Linked DNA regions of Homo sapiens: region 1 is linked to region 2. Evidence: chromatin contacts called from ENCODE Hi-C or POLR2A ChIA-PET data. All regions are on one chromosome and are shown on one strand. The core of a region is the stretch at or near the end of the contact, and the rest is flanking DNA. Distances in the headings are between cores, read along the strand shown.

What was found. Hi-C counts contacts between places; a loop is a spot of excess contacts on that map. ChIA-PET counts read pairs that join two places held with the same protein, here RNA polymerase II (POLR2A). Pooled maps may share reads with other maps.
Region 1: a loop to region 2 is called in a pooled map, with 2.1 times the contacts of the local background. The contact joins two enhancer-like sites. A Hi-C loop is called at or near these places in 1 of 50 pooled maps. POLR2A ChIA-PET finds 5 or more read pairs at or near these places in 2 of 52 experiments (B cell and activated T-cell).

The regions. Positions count from the first base shown.
Region 1 is chr2:224,967,554-224,973,136 of GRCh38, reverse strand. The region is part of intron 1 of DOCK10 (dedicator of cytokinesis 10); the gene reads left to right. Among named protein-coding and RNA genes, the nearest start is that of MIR4439, 40 kb to the left of the region's middle. Within about 2 kb of position 1,821, at least 5 of the 41 ENCODE cell types and tissues checked have a DNase peak (open chromatin) inside an H3K27ac peak, as active enhancers do.
Region 2 is chr2:224,845,563-224,851,267 of GRCh38, reverse strand. DOCK10 (dedicator of cytokinesis 10) reads left to right here. Exons shown (of 56, transcript NM_014689.3): 19 at 1,669-1,761; 20 at 5,626-5,705. Among named protein-coding and RNA genes, the nearest start is that of CCDC195, 130 kb to the right of the region's middle. Within about 2 kb of position 2,571, at least 3 of the 41 ENCODE cell types and tissues checked have a DNase peak (open chromatin) inside an H3K27ac peak, as active enhancers do.

The sequences.
Region 1 (5,583 bases), core at 572-3,071, 120 kb before region 2:
TTTAGCTATTATTATTGTGTATATTGTCTTATTGAAACAAAGAAAAATTTACAAACTTAATTTACTTTAAAGAATTGTTATAGAAAAAAGAATCTGTTAAGCAGAAACTTACTTTGTGCTTCATAAAATGTGTAAAAATGGAAATTCAAAGTTAGCTTATTTATGAGAGCACTGAAATACTTATTGAATAGATTATTCACACAAATAGATTATTCAAAGAACATAAGTTTATTTGAGTTCTCTTCTGTGTTATCCACTAATTGCCAGTTTTCCGAAATTTAACTTTCAGTTTCTTCTGTTTTCCTTTCATCATTTATTAAAGGAATGTTGCAGCCTTTAATACAACTGAAATTAACCATTTAATTTCAACTTTGTCATTCTCAAATTGTGCCAAATTTAAAAATTATAAGGAACAAAAGCTTGAATGTTTAGGATTTAAAACCACCACAATCATAAAGAAAAGTCGAAAATCAGGTGAGAGAGAATGCATTTTAAGTTCAGTAGGTACAACTGAACTTACTAATTTAGAGATGGAGAATAGATTGTATCTCATTTGTAATTTTAAAGTTATCTCAGTGTTTTTAATTGTGAGTAGATTTTTTATTACAGATTTGTAATCATTAAGAAACTTAAGAATGCAAAATTACAGCATCTTGATTCTTCTACCAATAGGTACTCAATCAAAGGTTTGATGAATGAATGAATGCAAGCCATATCTTATGGGTCATAAAGGTAGAAAGTAGGAATCTGTTAGGTGGAAAGAATATGGATTCATTTGGTAGATTATCTGCATCCTTAATATTGGTCACTGGGTAATCAAGGGCCTTCTTTGCTTTCATACACTTTATGAGAACTGAGTAACCCACAGATTACCTTAAAATTCTGCTTTATGAATAATTGGAGGAAGTGAACATGGAAATAATGTCCAAAAATAATAGTTCTTTGCTGAGCACTTCCAATTCTGATAGTCACTTTGCTACAAACTTTGCACAGTATTCTTTATTTGTTGCCACAGTCCCTCTGAAGGATATTGTGATTTTTGTTCCAATATAGTTAAGGAAGAAATTAAAGCACACGGAGTAGCTCTGACCAATTGAAATATAACATAAGCCACATATGTAATTTTGAATTTTCTAGGGGCCATATTTGAAAAAGAAAAAAAGCATATTAAGTTAGTTTTAATAATATATTTTCTTTAAACCTATATATCCAAACTATTATTATGTTGGCATGTAATCAATATAAAAATTATTACAATACTTCATAGTTTTTTTCACGCCAAATCTTCAAAATGTGGTGTACATTTATACATATAACACATTTCAATTTGGATGCTAAATCTTTAATCACAAATATTTGTTCAGTATTCAGATTTCATAAAATTTATAGTTGAAAGAGTAAATTCATATTCCAAAGTTTCTCCAAAACTAGTTAAATGTTTTCCAGTTACTAGATAAAATAATCAATTCTTAAAGTTAAATCAAAGTTAAATAAAATTAAGTAAAATTAAAGATTTAGTTTCTTTGTCACACTAACCACCTTTCAAGGACTTCATAGCCACTTATGGCTAGTGGTGGCTGCATTGAACTATGAGGTGTAGCTATTACTGCATTTGTCCAAAGTCACCCATCCGGTGTGGCCCTAGGCAAATGTGTACCTGCCACCTTCCCTGCAAGCCCAGCCACACCCACCTCTTTCACTTCACACCCTGCTACAGTGCAACCGCGCCCATTCCTCCCATTCCACCCACCTCCTCTCCTCTCTTCACCTGCAATCTGGCCATGCCCACTTCTTTCACTCCACCCACCTCCCCTCCCCTCTTGCAACCCAACCACACCCTCTTCCCACTGCACCTTCCTGCCCTCCGTGTCTCTGTTGACTCAGGTCTGGGATCTCTTGCAGTGGCATTTTTCTGTTCAATATCCAATAATACAGTGGCATTATTCTGCTCAAATGGTACTTCTCTTTAAAAGTCAGGGTTTTTAATATAGATTATATAGAATAAAATGTTAGAAATTTGATATTATAGAATCCAGCTGCCTCACTGGAAGATGAAATCCAGGCCCAAACAGGTAAATTGACTTATCTGTAGCTTCTACAAAGTTGCTGGCAGAGCAAGGGTATTTGTTCAGGTCTCAAAATGATGAGACCCACATTCTTTTTAACTACATGGTATTTCCTCCTCTTAATCCAGAAATAATGAGCTATAGTTCCAAGGTATGTGCAGAATTTTAAGTGAAACTACATAGATGCTAGCTACAAAATACAAAGTAATGTCAATAGCATAGCAAATCCTATCCAGTTTCTGGTTATCTTAGAGGAATAAATCCATTTGGAGATGAAAGCCAATTCTGTCATAGGGATTCTTGCTCCAAACTAGTTTTTTGACTTTTCTTTAAGGATTAAATACAGAGATAATGAGTTCAAGTTAATCTGTAGAGTAAAGCTATGAGCAGAACAGATGCTGTGGAGATACAGAATGCAACTGTGGGGGCTCATGGGTCCCACGGCAGAGACAACAAAGAGAAAAAAAGGGAAAATCACTTTGTTGTAATCTCTTCGGATTGAAGGGTTTATAGAATTCTATTTTGGGAACAGACATCTATCTCTGTCATGTTGCAGAAGTCTGAATCCGGAAATGTCGTGCTAGAACAGAAACAGAATCATATAATGACAAAATCTGGGTATTGATATCAGGCTTGTTGTGCCTTTTGAGAACTGTAGGACTTCGGATAATTCCCTGAGTTCCCTGAGCCTCAGTGTCCTTATTTGCAGCATGGTGGGGATTCCTCACAAAGCTGTTGGTGATGATCTAAATGAAAACTGAGTAAAAACACTGATCACAGTGCCTGGATCACTGAGGGACTGCACCTCTTTTTAATCTGTAAAATGAGGAAAATACCTGCTGCCCACCTGCATCATAGAAATTTAAGTAATTACTTCTACAAGTAGAAACATACTGTTTATTAGATTGGATTAATTCTGGGGAGACGTTTTGACACACATGACTACCCTTCAGTTCTCCACTAATAAGGAAACTAGAATATTAAATAGAACACTCATCAGGTGAACAGAGTTGCTCAAAAAGACGACTCAGTGAAAAAGCCAGTGAACCCAATGATATTCCCCAAATGAAAGCCACTGGGGGAAATGAGTGAGCCAAAAGGCAGAGAAAGGGATCAAGGACAAGGAGAGATGTAGACAAGGAAGAGGCTCCTCGAGCAGGGAAAGAAATTAAGCATGAAACTAAAGTGGCCTGTGGTTGTTAAAGGGGACTGTTTAAAGGTTTGCTTTAAAACCGGCCTGCTTTTCTGTCACTCTAAAGGTGACACTTCAGTCTGTGTCATCCTCCACTCTGGTTTTTATTTCCTTAAAGATGTTGGTTCTTTCATAGTGGCCATCCTATTTTGTCTCATTTTTGCCCATGCTGTTGAAAAGAATGCTGATGGGTTTCAAGTTAAAGATTACATGCATCTATTTCTTCCTTTTAGCTCTGAAAATTGAGTGAAGCATAGCAAATCTGTGATTAATAGAACTGGGGTAGTATCACATCTTCAGGGGCTGGCATGATGGGCATCGGAGGCTTTTGTTTTGACCTCCAGGCAAATGAACCAGTGAACAGCCCTGGAGGACTCATTTGCAAAGAAGTGGGGAATAAAAAGTCTCATCACAAATTCGTCTTCTTTTTGCACAACTATAACAAAAAGAAATGATGAACCATATATGTGTTCATCACAAAACCGTAAGGACCTTTGGAATCACCCAAGTTCACCTACAGAAGCTTTTCAGATCTGTTCTTAGAAGATGTTCGCTACAGATGTGGTTAAGGTCATTAAAGAACACCAAGACGTTAGATGACTTTCTTAAGGGTGGAGATTGAAAGGAGAAACGTTAGGATTGTGGAGTGATATCATCACTGAGTGAGTTAAAAAGTAACCAGAGAAATCTGGTACCCCCATTTGAGAGGACTGCTGCTGCTTCACACAAGTGCACATTTTTAACACTTCCTTGGCAAAAGCCAGGAGCCTAATTTCAAACTGAGACCGCCAAAAAGTAGAAAAAAAATCACAGCTGAACAGCTTTGCCCTGGGGTTCCGCAGAAGACACTGTGCCTCTCTGCAGCCCTCCTTATTTCCTGGATTTGGCAAGCCCTACATTGAGTTCACCTTCCCAATCTTCTGCCTCTGTTTGGTTGAAGTGTAGGGGGTAGTTCTAAGTGTGTGTCTGTCTGTGGCTCTGTTTGAGTTACAGTCAGTTAAAGAGACGTTCACACCTTGTGTTGCCTTTAAACATTCAGCCCTATTCATATCCATAGATGCACTATAAATGTTTGCATGTGCACATACCATGTAGCTATGTAGCTGGATAAAGACTCGTTTATGATGTTACATCCATTAACCTGGTAACCAGATTTTTAAATTGACCTTGTATGTATGGAAAAATAATCTAGTATCTTAGTCAGTTAGGACTGAATCTGTCATTTTAGAATCTTGGGAAGGTAAAAGCAGTAAGGATTTGAAATTATTGTTATAGAATTCATAAATTTTAGCAGCTGTCTCATTTGATCGCTCACCTTCTAGCAGTAAATATCAAATTATCACCATTTTACACAGAATTCCAAATCCCAAATACTCAATACCAAGTGGATTAAAAGCAGCTATGTGCCAAAGGGCAGTCATTGAAGTGGGAAATTAGGGAGAGGGGCTGGGGAGGTTGCAGGAGATGAGAACTGTTGTGTGGGGTTGAGCTTCCTCAGGCCCCACACCTGCCCTGCCTGGGATTGTCTTTTTCCTTGATTCATATTTCCTGTGGTTTTATGAATCAAAAGTTTAAACTATTCTTAGTTCCGGGAGGTCATTTTCTGGCGCTCTTTTTAAAATACCACATGGGAATTATTTCGGTCAGCAAAAATACTGAACATACCATTTTCTGTTAGCTCTCTCCTTGCCATGTTTGTTTCACACATACTTGATTTCTCAGCAAGTGCTCCCTTTTACGATCATAATCATGGCTTAAATTTAACATTGTTTTTTTCTCCAAATGGTTATCTTACTCTATGTTCAAAAGTTTAGATTTAGAGGACTCAGTTCAAAATTCAGCTCGTGATTTCCATTTAGATGTTTTCCCAAAATACATAATGAATAAGTATCAGAAAACTGCAGTTGCAGAAGTATAAAAAATCAAGACAGAGTAAAGCCTCTCCATTTTTTCTTTTTATATATTTTTAAATTGTAAAAGAAGTATATACTATGAGAAAAATATAAATACTGCATACCAGTATAAAATAAAAATTGAAAACATTTGAGGTCATTTTTTTAAAACTTCTTCCCTATAGTCCCACACTCCTCTCAGATCCCTACAGAAAACCATTATTAACAACTACATATATGTGGTTTTTTTTTTTTACAATATGGATTTCCATGACTCTTAACATCTGACTCATTAAGAGAAGGTCTTTCTAATTAGAAAATTAAACATGATCATGGTGTAGTACACACAACACAGAGCCAGTTTGAGGCTTAATTTCCTGGTGCGATTTGGTAAGGAGGCCTATTGTACTGGCTATTATAACGTACTTCAGTC
Region 2 (5,705 bases), core at 1,322-3,821:
ATCACATGTGCGTCCCTTGCTTCACTGCATTCTAAAATACCACACAGAGATACAGCAAAGCTAACTGTCAGACTCCAGAAGAGGGGTCCTGAGCTTTGGACAAAGGGGGCTTATAAGTTATAAGGAAGTGCCATATCACAGCCCTGGCCTGATTTGGGGCTGGACAGAATAGTAGCATGCTGTGGTGGAGATGGTAACCAGCCCTATCCTGGAAGCTGGCGTATCAGGAGCTGGGGTCCATCCAAGCCTTGTGGTTGCACAAGACCTTAACTCTAGACCAGAGCTGGTTCCATGGGGCCTGTATCACTCCATTCTCACACTGCTATAAAGATACTACCCGAGACTGGGTAATTTATAAAGAAAAGAGATTTAATAGACTCACAGTTTCTGCATGGCTGAGGAGGCCTCAGCAAACTTACAGTCATGGTGGAAGGGAAAGAGGCATGTCTTACATGGTGGCAGGTGAGAGAGAGAGAGCATGTGTGAGTGCAGGAAAAACTGCCATTTATAAAACTATCAGATTGCTTGAGAATTCATTCACTGTCATGAGAACAGCATGGGGGAAGCGGCCCCAGGATCCAGTCACTTCCTCTCCTTGGCATGTCGGGATTATAATTCAAGATGAGATTCGGGTGGGGAGAAAAGCCTGACCATATCAAGGCCTGTTCAGGAAGCCATTCTAAAGGAATCAGTCTTAAACAAGTTAGCCCTTATTCCATGTAAATCAAGAGTCAGATTGGTCCAGGTGATACCCATAGGCTAGGGGAGGTCCGCAAACACTGACCGTTGTCCCAGGTCATTGTCTGAGTCATTGTTATTTTCCTGGGGTTGGTAACTGAAGAGTTATGGCCTTTTATTTTCACTCAGGGATAATTTCAGACCCTCATAATTGTTCAATTCATAACTTCTTCAACAGTGTATTTGGGATCCCAGCCCCAGCCGGTGAATAGGCTCTTGACACTGTCATGAGAAGGATTTCAAGGATGACTCAGAAAATAGTGAAAGTACAGAGATTTACTGCAAAGCAAAAAGAACACACTCAGGAAAGAAGAGTGTGGGTGTACTCAAGAGAGATAGTCATCTGCAAAAAGGTTTAGGGCTTCTACCTTTATGGGTTTCTTTATATTCATGAAGATTTCTAAAGAAACTTTAGAACTGCCCAGGTACTGGGGGGAGTGTGATTTAGTATGTCAATGAGCATATAATGAGGTCCTAGGAGAAACCTAGGTCAAATCCAGCACCATGCTGGGTACAGTTGGTCTTAACCAGCTTGGCCCGCATCTCATTTTTTAGGGTCTTATTGGCCACTGACTTTTGCAGCTATTTCAACAGTATCCTTTTTGCTAGGCATGTGAAACCTCTGCCTGGAATTTTCTGTTCTCCTGTGGCCACCCTGTATTATTCCTGTCCCACAGGTATTTGGCCCTGGCGTATTAACTATATGATGAATGAAAGCCATCAAATTATCTTCAGCAGCTTTCATTGTATAATAAATGCAGGGTAGTAGGCCAAAGAAGTTCAAGGTTAATTAGATGCCAGCTTAGCCTGGCAAGTTATCACAAAGTTTGCCATTGTCCCAGGGTTGGTACTGAAGAGTTATGGACTTTTTTTTCACCCAGGGATAATTTCAGACACTCATAATTGTTCAACTCATAACTTTTCAAACAGTGTATTTATGGAAAACCTGGAGGGCCCCTCTTCACCTCAGCCGCCTACACAGCAGTTCTGCACCACTCTCAGAATCCGGATTTCTCAGATGAGGTAAGAGCTAGCCCTCCACTGCCCCCAGCGGTTCCTAAGAAAGGTGGGTAAATGTTCAGATAACCGTGCAGTGAAAAACACTCTCTCTAGACCTCATCAGACTAAGGACATGCCTTGGCAGGTATGTACTTACCAATATTTCTAAACTATATTAATTGGCAGTTGTTCCAGGAGTACGTTGCAAATTCATGTATTTCAGGACAGGAGTGACCTTTTAAAAAAAATGGAATGCTGGCCGGGTATAGTGGCTCACGCCTGTAATCCCAGCACTTTGGGAGGCCAAGGCAGGCGGATCACAAGGTCAGGAGATCAAGACCATCCTGGCCAACATGGTGAAACCCCGTCTCTACTAAAAATACAAAAATTAGCTGGGCGTGGTGGCACGTGCCTGTAATCCCAGCTACTCGGGAGGCTGAGGCAGGAGACTCGCTTGAACCAGGGAGTCGGAGATTGTGGTAAGCTGAGATCATGCCACTCACTGCACTCCATCCTGGCAACAGAGCAAGACTCCATCTCAACTAAAAAAATTAAAATTTAAATTTAAAAAAAAGATGCTTTTAGTGCTGGGATATATCTTGTCTTCTTTTCTTTTTCAGTGAATAATTTTTTTTCTTTTATTTCACTGACTAGTGAAGAGATTGTGTTAAATAGCTTTACCAATGAATGGCAGCATTTCATGTCATAAGGAAGAGAACAGAGAACTAGAGCCTGAGCCAATTCCATGGCTTATAACATGCCTGAACTTAAGGGAGCTTGGATCCCGTCATCTCTAAACATGACAGGGAACAAGCCTTGCCCTGGCAGACTTCCAAGACTCCTGCTGTGTGCCAAGCCTCAAGCTAAATTCCATGCACACATCATCTCCCTTAATCCCCACAGTAATTCCAAGAAGTTGGCACTATTATTACCTCCCTATTTGATGGATGAGAAAACTGTGGCTCAGAGAAGTCAAGTAACTTTACCAAGGGCACATAATAAGTGAGAGAAATCAAACCAGACCATGTGACTCCACAGCCTGAAGCTTCACCATTCTGCTCTAACACATAGAAAGTCATTGGGCTCATGGTCAATTACTATATACATGTTAGCTTACGTTACAAACAACTTTAGACAAAGAAGTTTCAGTGAAAAAATTTAATTTCTAACCATAAAGTGAAGGTCTGACTAGTGCAGCCTGCTGATGGGATGCCTGAGATTCACAATATCACAGCTTTTGTAGACGTTTTCTATGGCTGCTTTCACACATTATCACCATTTAGCAGCTTAAAACAGTATGCAATTGTTATCTTGCTGTTTTGGTGGTACGAAGTCTGAAATGACTCACAGGGCTAAAATCGAGCTTGCAGCAGGGTGACGAACCTTCAGGAGGTTCTAGGGAAGGTTCCAGTTCATCTCCTTTTCCAGCTTCCAGAGGCTGCCCACATTTCTTGGCTTTTGAGCCTTCCCAACAATCCCATCACTCTGACCTCGGCTTCTGTATCATTTCTCTTATGACTCTGCCTTCCTCTTATAAGGACTTTTGTGATGACACTGTGCTCATTTGGAAAATCCAGGATAATCTCCCCATTTCATGGTCCTTAACTTAATCACATCTGCTAAGTCCTACTTACCAGGTAAGGTGGCATATTGGCAGGATTAGAACATTCAGGACATCTAGTGGGTGCTGTCTTTCTGTCTCCCACACTGTGCACATTAATCATTTAAAAACCAATTAAAGGAACATCAGTGAAACTACCTGCCTGACATTCTTTCACTCTTCCATATGCGTTTAGTGCTCTTTAATTTTTCCCCCACAAATTCAGGACAGAAAGTGAAAAACAGTTAAGCAAAAACCATGACCACATTACACAATATTTACTGCTATTGGTTGGCCAAAGGGTCAACTGGTTGACAAAGCCCATCTGGAAGATGCATTTTCTGTAGATATATGATTTTTAAAAAAATTAATATTCTTACTGTTGTTAACTGTTTTAATCTTTCTCATTCTCATGTGTTTCCTGGAAGCCTCATGAAAGCCATGAGCTTTTTCACATGAGAATATGGACAGTTCTGGGAACTACTCAGTTGCTGAGATTGAGCTGCCTGCAGCTTACCGGAGTTCCAATGCAAAGTGATCATCCCAAGATGTGGGTTCTTGTCCTGAAAGATCCTCTTTTACTGACCACACCACCTGCACAGTAACTCAGAGCCCCCTAACATGTGCAGCCCTGCTTCCTAACACTGTGCCATGCTACTTCACAAGGCTACTGGGGAAAATGAAATGATGGTGTACGTGGCAGGGCTTTGAAAACTCAAAAGCACAATAAAATGTAAACAGTTAGTTGAAAACAATTCTTTCCAGAAATAGGGAGTATGCCCTTCATTCAGTATATTGTTTACCTAGATCCATTTTTATTTTATTTGCATTCAGAAGCATTATTTGTATAGCTACGGCATGGTCAGTTCCCAAAATGTCTCATTAGTTCTCACAGTAACACAGATATGTTTGTTAGTTTTAAAAAAAGAGATCAATTCCATGCCGAAGCTGCATCATTTACTATACCATATTACTCAACAATGTGCATATGAATTGTCTGGGGATCCTGTGAAAGGGCAGATTGCAATTGAGTGTGTCTAGGTTAATGTCTGAGACTCCAGCCTAGGCAACAAAGTAAGACATCTGTCTCTACAACAAGAACAACAACAAAAATCAAAAAGTTAGCCAGAGGTCATGGCCAGCCACAGTGGCTCATGCCTGTAATCCCAGCACTTCGGGAGGCCGAGACGGGTGGATCACAAGGTCAAGAGATTGAGACCATCCTGGCCAACATGGTGAAACCCTATCTCTACAAAAAATACAAAAATTATCTAGGTGTGGTGGCGTGCTCCTGTAGTCCCAGCTACTCGGGAGGCTGAGGCAGGAGAATCACTTGAACCCAGGAAGCGGAGGTTGCAGTGAGCTATCGTGCCACTGCACTGTAGCCTGGTGACAGAGCAAGACTCCATCTCAAAAAAAAAAAAAAAAAAGCCAGAGGTCAAGGCTGCAGTGAGCTGTGTTCGTACCACTGCACTCTAGTCTGGGCAACAAATGCAAGACCCTGTCTCCAAAATGAAAAAAAAACTTCTGCATTTCTAATGAACTGCCAAGTGATGCTTATGCAACTGGTCCCCAGCCGCACTTTGGGAGGCACGGACTTACTGTTTATTCAATTCGTGTCCCTTAATGACAGTTCCTTGATGTGTGTCTTATCTATATTCTGCAGTTACATTTGTGTGTGTGTTTATGCATATGTATGTGCATGTATTTAGTCCATACCCTAGTAGCATGAATTATCTAATGAGAAACACTAAGTATTCTAAATTATCATCATCCATCACAATAAAAAAGTAAAAATATCAACATGTGAATACATCACTGCTAGCAGAAACAATATTTATTGAGCATTAAATGAGTGCATCCAGCACTATTAAACATGGACCTAGATTTCAGTTAAAGAATTTTTAGGCCTGGTTTGGTGGCTCATGCCTGTAATCCCAGCACTTTGGGAGGCCAAGGCGGGCGGATCACTTGAGGTCAGGAGTTTGAGACCAGCCTGGCCAACATGGTGAAACCCCGTCTCTACTAAAAATACAAAAATTAGCTTGGCATGATAGTGTGTGCCTGTAATCCCAGCTACTGGGGAGACTAAGGCAGGAGAATTGCTTGAACCCAGGAGGCAGAGGTTGCAGTGAGCCTAGATCGTGCCATTGCACTCCAGCGTAGGTGACAGAGTAAGACGCAGTCTCAAAAAAAAAAAAGATTGTTTAAAAAGCTATGCTTTGTCTTGCTCTGATATTGAGCAAATGATTTTAATCTCAGTCCAACTATGGTTTCTTTCGTTGCAGGTGAAAATTGAGCTACCAACACAACTCCATGAGAAACACCATATTTTGTTTTCTTTTTATCACGTCACCTGTGACATCAA